2 separate regions of the Homo sapiens genome follow, and region 2 is linked to region 1. Evidence: chromatin loops called from intact Hi-C (ENCODE). Cell type or tissue: right lobe of liver. All regions are shown on one strand. Links, peaks and the distances in the headings refer to the core of each region. The heading gives the core; the rest is flanking DNA.

Region 1 (4,387 bases), core at 247-4,246:
CCTCCCGAGTAGCTGGGACTACAGGCATGTGCCACCATGCCTGGCTAATTTTTAAATATTTTGTAGAGGTAGAGTTTTGTCCTGTTGCCCAGGCTGGTCTCAGACTCCTGGGCTCAAGCGATCTGCCTCCCTTGGCCTCCCAAAGTGCTGGGATTACAGGCATGTGCCACAACAACCTGCCCAGATTTTTTATTTCTATTAAAAATGGGAAGATTAGGGGGCCTGGGTCCGTGGCTCCTGCCTGTAATCCCAGCACTTTGTGAGGCTGAGTTGGGCAGATCACTTCAGGTGGGAAGTTTGAGACCAGCCTGGCCAACATGGTGAAACCCCATCTCTACTAAAAATAAAAAATTAGAGCCGGGCACGGTGGCTCACTCCTGTAATCCCAGCACTTTGGGAGGCCGAGGTGGGTGGATCACGAGGTCAAGAGATTGAGACCATCCTGGCCAACATGGTGAAACCCCATCTCTACTAAAAATACAAAAATTAGCTGGGCATGGTGGTGCGTGCCTGTAGTCCCAGCTACTCGGGAGGCTGAGGCAGGAGAATCGCTTGAACCCGGGAGTCAGAGGTCGCAGTGAGCCGAGATCCTGCCACTGCATTCCAGCCTGGCGACAGAGCGAGACTCTGTCTCAAAATAAATAAATAAATAAAAAATAAAAAAAATTAGCCAGGAGTGGTGGCAGGTGCCTGTAATCCCAGCTACTTGGGAGGCTGAGGCAGGAGAATCTGTTGAATCCGGGAGGTGGAGTTTGCAGCGAGCCGATATTGCGCCACTGCACTCCAGCCTAGGCAACAGAGGGAGACTCCGTCTCAGAAAAGAAAAAAAAATAGAGGGCTGGGCGCGGTGTCTCACACCTGTAATCCCAGCACTTTGGGAGGCTAAGACGGGCAGATCATGAAGTCAGGAGATCGAGACCATCCTGGCTAACACGGTGAAACCCCGTCTCTACTAAAAATACAAAAAAATTAGCCAGGCGTGGTGGCGGGCACCTGTAGTCCCAGCTAATCGGGAGGCTGAGGCAGGAGAATGAAGTGAACTGGGAGGCGAAGCTTGCAGTGAGCAGAGATCGCGCCACTGCACTCCAGCCTGGGCGACAGGGTGAGACTCCGTCCCAAAAAGAAGAAAAAAAAAAAATAGCTGGCATGATGGCACACGCCTGTACTCAGGAGGCTGAGATGAGAGGATTGATTGATTCCAGGAGGTCGAGGCTGCAGTGAGCCATAATGGAGCAATTGCACTCCAGCCTGGGTGGCATTGAGACTTTGTCTCAAAAAACAAAACAAAACAAAAACATGGGTAGATTTGCTGTGGGGGGAAACTTTGTTATGGCTAGAAGCAGTTTACTTTAGAAAGGACATGCTCTTCCCAGTGCGTCAGAGTCCCCACCACTCTCTGTTATCCTACATGGCTCTATTAACTCATTAATGTCATCCAACTGGCCCTTAAAGGCACTGTGTTAGCACTCTCTGAGTTACAGAAATATGAATAACTAATGATCTTTTTCACTATTCATAAACCAGCATAATTTGGTCAAGCTCTAGTATTCTTCTGCTAAAAATAGAACAAACTCACACTGAATTTCTTTGGTGTCCTCTGTAATGTGCTCCTTTACCGTCATTCATTCACTTCATTTCTTCATTCAACACAGTTTTACCGGACACATATTTTGTGCCGGAGATCTTGCTGGACACAAGGAATACAGAGATGGTCAGAACAGAGTCCTATCTTTCCAAGAGATCTCATGCTTCTCTGAGCTGAACTTCTTTATCAGGATTCCTAACCACAGGGTGAACTCTGCTCTATTCCACAAACAAAGGTGCATTTATTGGTATCCCTGGTGTCACTTCCCTGCCTGTGATGTCAGTTCTCTCTCTGGACCCATTCCAGATCACACCCAGCCTAAAAGGTTACTTGGTGTACAGTGGAAAGTGTGACAGTCCAGGGACAAGCTAGAATTGATGGGTAAACTACCTCCCCACTCTGGGCTTCATTTCTTCACTGTAAAGCACAGGTTAGTGGGTGGGCTCTGGAGTCAGACAGCCTAGGGCCAAATGACTTTGGGCAAGTCATTTAACCTCTCTGAGCTTTAATTTCCTCATCTATAAAATAAGGATTGGCCAGGCATTGTGGCTTACACCTGTAATCCTAGCACTTTAGGAGGCCGAGGCGGGCAGATCATCTGAGGTCAGGAGTTTGAGACCAACCTGGCCAACATGGTGAAAACCTGTTTCTACTAAAAATACAAAAATGAGCCAGGTGTGGTGGTGGGTGCCTGTAATCCCAGCTACTTGGGAGGCTGAGGCAGGAGAATTACTTGATCCTGGGAGGTGGAGGCTGCAGTGAGCCAAGATCGCGCCACTGCACCCCAGCCTGGGAGACAGAGCAAGACTCTGTCTCAAAAATAAATAAATAAATAAAAATTAAAAAAATAAATCAATAAAATAAGGATCACAGGATATCTATCTTAGATACCCTGTTGTTCTAAGAATTGAATGAAATAATTCATCAGACGGGCTTAGCACAGTGCCTGGCATATAGTAAGTACTTAGTAAACGTTAGTTAAGAATATGACTGTATGACATTTTGCAACTAGTCTCCCCTCCTCTTGGAGGTGTCCCTAATTGGGTTAACCCCTTTGGGATTGTCCCTCTTCCAAATTCCGGCTGCCCTTCACAGTCAGTCATGTGATCATGTACTCTTGAGCACTGTTTGGCAGGCCTGAGGGTCGTACCCTTATCTTCCACTGCCTGTGTCAGTGCCGAGCACTTTCTAGCAGGAGCTTAATCAGTGTTTGTTGAACTCTAGATCTGTGGTCACGAACAAGTCATGGACGCTGCAAAGGCTCCTGCCCTTTCAAGAGCAGCTGAGATGAGGCCAGCCAAGCCCTGGGTGGAGGGGGCCAAGACCAGCCCAGGGCAGCACAAAGGGGTTGGGTTGTTCTTGAGCTTAGCATCAACTCTGCTTTTGGAGCGTCCAGAATAGGCCCCACTTCCCCTGGGCTTGTTGATTCTCTGGAAGGGCGGGTAGAAGTCTTGTTGTTTCCTTCTGCCCCAACAGGCCCTCCACGCCCTTCAGGAGGAGCAGGCCAGACTCAAGATGAGGCTGTGGGACCTGCAGCAGCTGAGAAAGGAGCTCGGGGACTCCCCCAAAGACAAGGTAAGGTGGGAGATCTGGTGTTGTTTGGTAAAAACGAGCTGGCGAGGCCGGGTGCGGTGGCTCACACCTGTAAACCCAGCACTTTGGTAGGCCAAGGGGGCCTGATCACCTCAGGTCAGGAGTTTGAGACCAGCCTGGCCAACACAGTGAAATCCCATCTCTACTAAAAATACAAAAATTAGGCCGGGCGCAGTGGCTCACGCCTGTAATCCCAGCACTTTGGGAGGCCGAGGCTGGTGGATCACCTGAGGTCAGTTTGAGACCAGCCTGGCCAACAGGGTGAAACCCCGTCTCTACTAAAAATACAAAAATTAGCTGGGTTTGGTGGCACATGCCTGTAATCCCAGCTACTTGGGAGGCTGAGTCCGAATTGCTTGAACCTGGGAAGTGGAGGTTGCAGTGAGCCAAGATCATGCCACTACACTCCAGCTGGGTGACAGAGCAAGACTCCCTTTAAAACAAAGAAACACAAAAAAGAGCTGGGGAGTTCTCGGTTTTATTCCTGGCTCTGCTACTTCCTTGCTGTGTGACCTCCATTATGTTACTTGAACATCTGTAAAGTAGAGCTACCCACCTCCCAGGACAAATTAAGATGTTGTATGTAAATTGCCCTGTATGGACCAGACCTGCATTCATCCACTCATTTATCCAGCTTTTCTTTCAGTAAATGTATTTATCTCCGGCACTCAGCATCAATGGAATGGAATCGGAGATGCCTTCCTCCTAGGTGGGAGTGAGGAACACTCCTACTCCCCTCCCCTACTTCCAGGTCCCATTTTCAGTGCCCAAGATCCCCCTGGTATTCCGAGGACACACCCAGCAGGACCCGGAAGTGCCTAAGTCTTTAGTTTCCAATTTGCGGATCCACTGCCCTCTGCTTGCGGGCTCTGCTCTGATCACCTTTGATGACCCCAAAGGTAAGCTCATGGGGAGCCTCAGGAGGGAGGTGGGGAGGGTTCCCAGTACTGACCCTGTTTCCCACCACCCAGTGGCTGAGCAGGTGCTGCAACAAAAGGAGCACACGATCAACATGGAGGAGTGCCGGCTGCGGGTGCAGGTCCAGCCCTTGGAGCTGCCCATGGTCACCACCATCCAGGTGATGGTATGACAGAATCCTGGGGCATGCAAAGCATGCCATGCACCTGGGCATGGGGAAGTGGAGCTGTGTCTGGGACCACCCCTTGCTGTCTCCCCCTAGATGTCCAGCCAGTTGAGTGGCCGGAGGGT
Region 2 (4,387 bases), core at 300-4,299, 210 kb after region 1:
TATAGGCATGAGCCCCACACACTTGGCTTTTTTTCAATTTTTTTCAATTTTTTTCAATTTTTTTTTTTTTTTGGAGATGTCTGAACCTGAACTCCTGGGCTCAAGCAATACTCCTGCCTCAGCTTCCCAAGTAGCCAAGACTACTGCACCCAGCTTCCTACCCAAACATTTTTAATGGTGGCAAAGAATAGAGGAATAGACCATCCAGAAGTAATTTGAAATAATTCTAGTCTCCTCCCCTTACTCCTGCTAAGGAGGTTTCTCTGGACTACACACACACACACACACACTCACACTCTCTCTCTCTCTCTCTCTTTCTTTCTGTCACCCAGAGTCTGTCTTTCACAGTCTGTGTCCCTATCTTACCTTGAGTTGTGAATACCCAGTGTTTCTGATGGGGCTAGATTGGCATGGGTTCATGAGACCTGATGATGAAACAAAGTACAGGTTACTCATCCAGCAGTTTTCCAAGGATGGAATACTGCAAGCCTGGAGTGCTTGTGTCTGGTGACCCAGGGGGTGATGGGGGTGCAGTGAGGACAGGCTCCTACCTGGGACAGGGCACAGACTGAGCCCTTCCTGAAGATTCTCAACTAGGAAGCTGTGCTGTGGTTCCCTGTTCCAGACCTCACGGGGCTCAGTATATCTGTTAATAAGCCTACAACTCATGTCCCACCCTCTGATCACCCCCACCTCCTCTGTCACGCTTACTCTGGAAGAAGGGCCGACAGCTTCTCAACCACTCTCTGCAGAAGTTGGAAGGCTCCTTTGCAGCCGTAGGTTGGCATTAACCCACCCAGGGGGAGTTGACCAGCAAGGCATTAAAGGCCGAGGGTACTTGGGAGAGTCAGAGAGGGTAGGGTGGTAGATATGGATTCTACACTACAGGGCCGGGATGGAAGCAAAGGGCTCCTCTCCTTACCACCTCCCACTCCCAGGCTCCAGTCCAGAGTCTGTAAGGATTTTCTGCCCACCCTGGAATCTGTTGTTGATACAGAGATTGCCCTCCAGCTTAGTAGATCCCCGCTGAAGTAGGCTGGTGACCTGGCCTTTGGGAATCCTGGAGATTGCATTTGGAGGTGTGCTGAGTACAACGGGCTTGAGCACTTGGTTGTGTTGGCTGAGGTGGTGGCTGTGGTTGTGGTGGCTGTGGCCCTGGCCACACCTGTGCCTGTGGCAATGTTGATGGCTGTGGTGGTGGCTGTGATGGTGGCTGCACTGATGGCTGCTGCTGTGATGGCTGTGGTTGCTCCTGTGATGTCCACAATTTCGCCACTGGTGGTTGCGGCACATTTAACTTCTTATGTGGCTGGAGTTTTTCCTCCGATTGTTGTTCTTCCTCCTGGTGATTCTTCAGTTCCTGGCAAGAAGCCCCCGGGCAAGTGGCATCATCCTCTCCCCACCCAATCACCCATCTGCCAGAGAAACTTCAGGGAACAAGGCAAGTGAGTAGAGAAGTATAGGTGGCAGTGGTCTCTGTTCCCTAGAGCTGGAGGCTGAAATTGGGCCTACGCTGTCTGCCTCACCCACTGTGACACCCAAGAACGATTTCTGGGTGGCACAGCCCCAGCCCAGGAAATAGCACTCTCTCTGAGCACCTGCTTCCTCACTTGAGAGCTCAGCACTGAAAGCAGTTTTTAGTGCTGGAGGATAAAGAGTAATTCCCTGCAAATGTCTTGTGTTTTGTTTTTTAGAGATAGGTTCCCACTCTGTCACCCAGGCTGGAGTGCAGTAGCACTTTTATGACTCACTGTAATCTGGAACTACTGGGCTCAAGTGATTCTCCTGCCTCAGCTTCGCAAGTAGCTAGGACTACAGGTGCACACCACCATGCCCGGTTAATTTTTTTTTTTTAATAGAGACAGGGACTCATTATGTTGCCCAGGCTGGAGTGCAGTAAGTGGTGCAATCTTGGCTCACTGCTGCCCCAACCTCCCAGGCTCAAGCGATCCTTCCACCTCAGCCTCCTGAGCAGCTTGGACTAAATGCATGTGCCACCATGCCTTGCTAATTTTTAAATTTTCTGTAGAGACAGGGTCCCCCTATGTTGCCTAGGTTGGTTTGGAACTCCTAGCCTCAAGCGATCCTCCCACCTCAGCCTCCCAAAGTGATTTTTTTAATAGCCCAAGGGTGCTTCTAAACCTTACAAGTGCTTTGAAATAGCAGTGTCAAATAAAAATATAATTCATGCTGGGCCGGACGCGGTGGCTCACGCCTGTCATCCCAGCACTTTGGGAAGCCGAGGCGGGCGGATCACGAGGTCAGGAGTTCGAGACCAGCCTGACCAACATGGTGAAACCCCGTCTCTACTAAAAATACAAAAATTAGTTGGGCTTGGTGGCAGGCACCTGTAATCCCAGCTACTCAGGAGGCTGAGGCAGGAGAATTGCTTAAACCCAGGAGGCGGAGGTTGCAGTGAGCCAGGATCATGCCACTGCACTCCAGCCTGGGCGACAGAATGAGACTCCGTCTAAAAAAAAAAAAAAAAAAGTATATATATATATTGCATGCTACATGTGTAATTTTAAATTCTCTTTCTTTTTTTCTTTTTTTTTTTTGTTTGAGACAGAGTCTCGTTCTGTCCCCCAGGCTGGAGTGCAATGGCCTGATCTTGGCTCATTGCAACCTCTGCTTCCTGAGTTCAAGCGATTCTCCTGCCTCAGCCTCCTGAGTAGCTGGGATTATAGGCATGTGCCACCACGCCAAGCTAATTTTTGTATTTTTAGTAGAGGCGGGGTTTCACCATGTTGGCCAGGATGGTCTCGAACTCCTGACCTTGTGATCCACCCGCCTCGGCCTCCCAAAGTGCTGGGATGACAGGCGTGAGCCACTGCATCCAGCCACTAAATTTTCTAATAGCCACATAGAAGAAGAAATAGGGCCAGGCACAGTGGCACATGCCTGTAATCCACGCTTTGTGGCACTGAGACAGGAGGATTGTTTGAAGCTAGGAGTTTGAGGCCAGCCTGGGCAACATAGTGAGACCTGGTCTTTACAAAAAATTAGCTAGGCATGGTGGTGCATGCCTGTAGTCCCAGCTACTCAGGAGGCTGAGGCTGGAGGATGGCTTGAGCCCAGGAGATCAAGGCTGCAGTGAGCTATGAATGGGCCGTCACACTCCAGGTTTGGTGACAGAGGAAGACCTTGTCTCAAAAAAAGAAGAAGAAGAAAAAACAAGTGAAACTAATTTTAATTACTTGTATTTATTTATTTTTTTGTGTGCAACAGGGTCTCACTTTGTCTCGCAGGCTGGAATATAGTGGCGTGATCACAAGGCTTACCGTAGCCCTTGACCTCCCAGGCTCAAGTGATTCTCCCACTGCAGCCTCCCGAGTAGCTGGGACTATGGGTGCACACTACCATGCCTGGCTAATTTTTCTATTTGTTTTAGAGACGGATTTCACCATGATACCAGGCTGGTCTGAAACTCCTGGGCTCAAAGGATCAGCCCGCCTTGGCTCCCAAAGAGCTGGGATTACAGGCGTGAGCCACTGCACCCAGCCTAATAATATATTTTACTTAACCCCATGCATCCAAAACATCAATATGAACATATCAGTGAAGTATTTTATATTCTTTGTTTTCATACTAAGTCTTCAAAACCTAGCTTGAATTTGAAACAACAGCACATCTTAATTTGGACACTAAATTTTCATCAAAAATATTTCATTGATTTAGATTTCATAAATTTACAGTTGAAAAAGTAGATGTACATATCCAAATTGTCCCAAACATGCTTAAAATTTTTCCAGTATGTATGTTGTTTTAAAATATTTATATTTTTGTTGTTGTTGTTGTTGTTTTTTAAGATGGATTTTTGCTCTTGTCACCCAGGCTGGAGTGCAACGGCGCGATCTTGGCTCACTGCAACCTCCACCTCCCAGGTTCAGGCGATTCCCCTACCTCAGCCTCCCGAGTAGCTGGGATTACAGGTGCGCGCCACCACGCCCGGCTGATTTTTGTATTTTTAGTAGAGATGGGGTTTCACCATGTTGGTCAGGCTGGTCTCGAACTCCTGACCACAGGTGATCCACCTGCCTTGGCCTCCCAAAGTGCTGGGATTACAGGTGTGAGCCACTGTGCCCGGCTGGGAGCAAGACTGGAGCAAGACTCCATCTCAAAAAAAAAATAAAATAAATAAGTGAATTAATTAATTAAAGGCCAGGCATGGTGGTTCACACTTGTCAACATTTTGGGAGGCTGAGGTGGGAGGATTGCTTGAGTCCAGGAGTTCCAGACCAGCCAGGGCAACATAGTGAGACCCTGTCTGTATTACAATAATAAAATCAAATAAAGTTTTTAATTTTTTTTTTGAGACAGAGTCTCACTCTGTCACTCAGGTCAGAGTGCAGTGGCACTATCTTGGCTCACTGCAACCTCCACCTCA

Evidence for each region. A loop is a pair of places that touch in the nucleus more often than their neighbours do. Peaks named below come from ENCODE experiments on the same cell type or tissue, not always from the same donor. Only the 100,000 strongest peaks of a DNase experiment are listed, where the experiment ranks them.
Region 2: it touches region 1 in a loop (4-fold over the local background); 19 of 110 quality-filtered maps call a loop at or near these places.

Annotation. Positions count from the first base shown.
Region 1 is chr17:43,009,118-43,013,504 of GRCh38, forward strand. IFI35 (interferon induced protein 35) reads left to right here. Exons shown (of 7, transcript NM_001330230.2): 2 at 3,062-3,160; 3 at 3,930-4,077; 4 at 4,150-4,256; 5 at 4,359-4,387. Among named protein-coding and RNA genes, the nearest start is that of IFI35, 4.5 kb to the left of the region's middle. In right lobe of liver, for the core only: no CTCF peak of the experiment used is centred there; a DNase peak (open chromatin) is centred at 1,884; H3K27ac peaks cover 1,271 bases.
Region 2 is chr17:43,223,190-43,227,576 of GRCh38, forward strand. CCDC200 (coiled-coil domain containing 200) reads right to left here. Exons shown (of 4, transcript NM_001363254.2): 2 at 1,045-1,360; 3 at 367-425. Among named protein-coding and RNA genes, the nearest start is that of CCDC200, 3.2 kb to the right of the region's middle. RefSeq lists a silencer at 4,064-4,253. In right lobe of liver, for the core only: no CTCF peak of the experiment used is centred there; no DNase peak of the experiment used is centred there.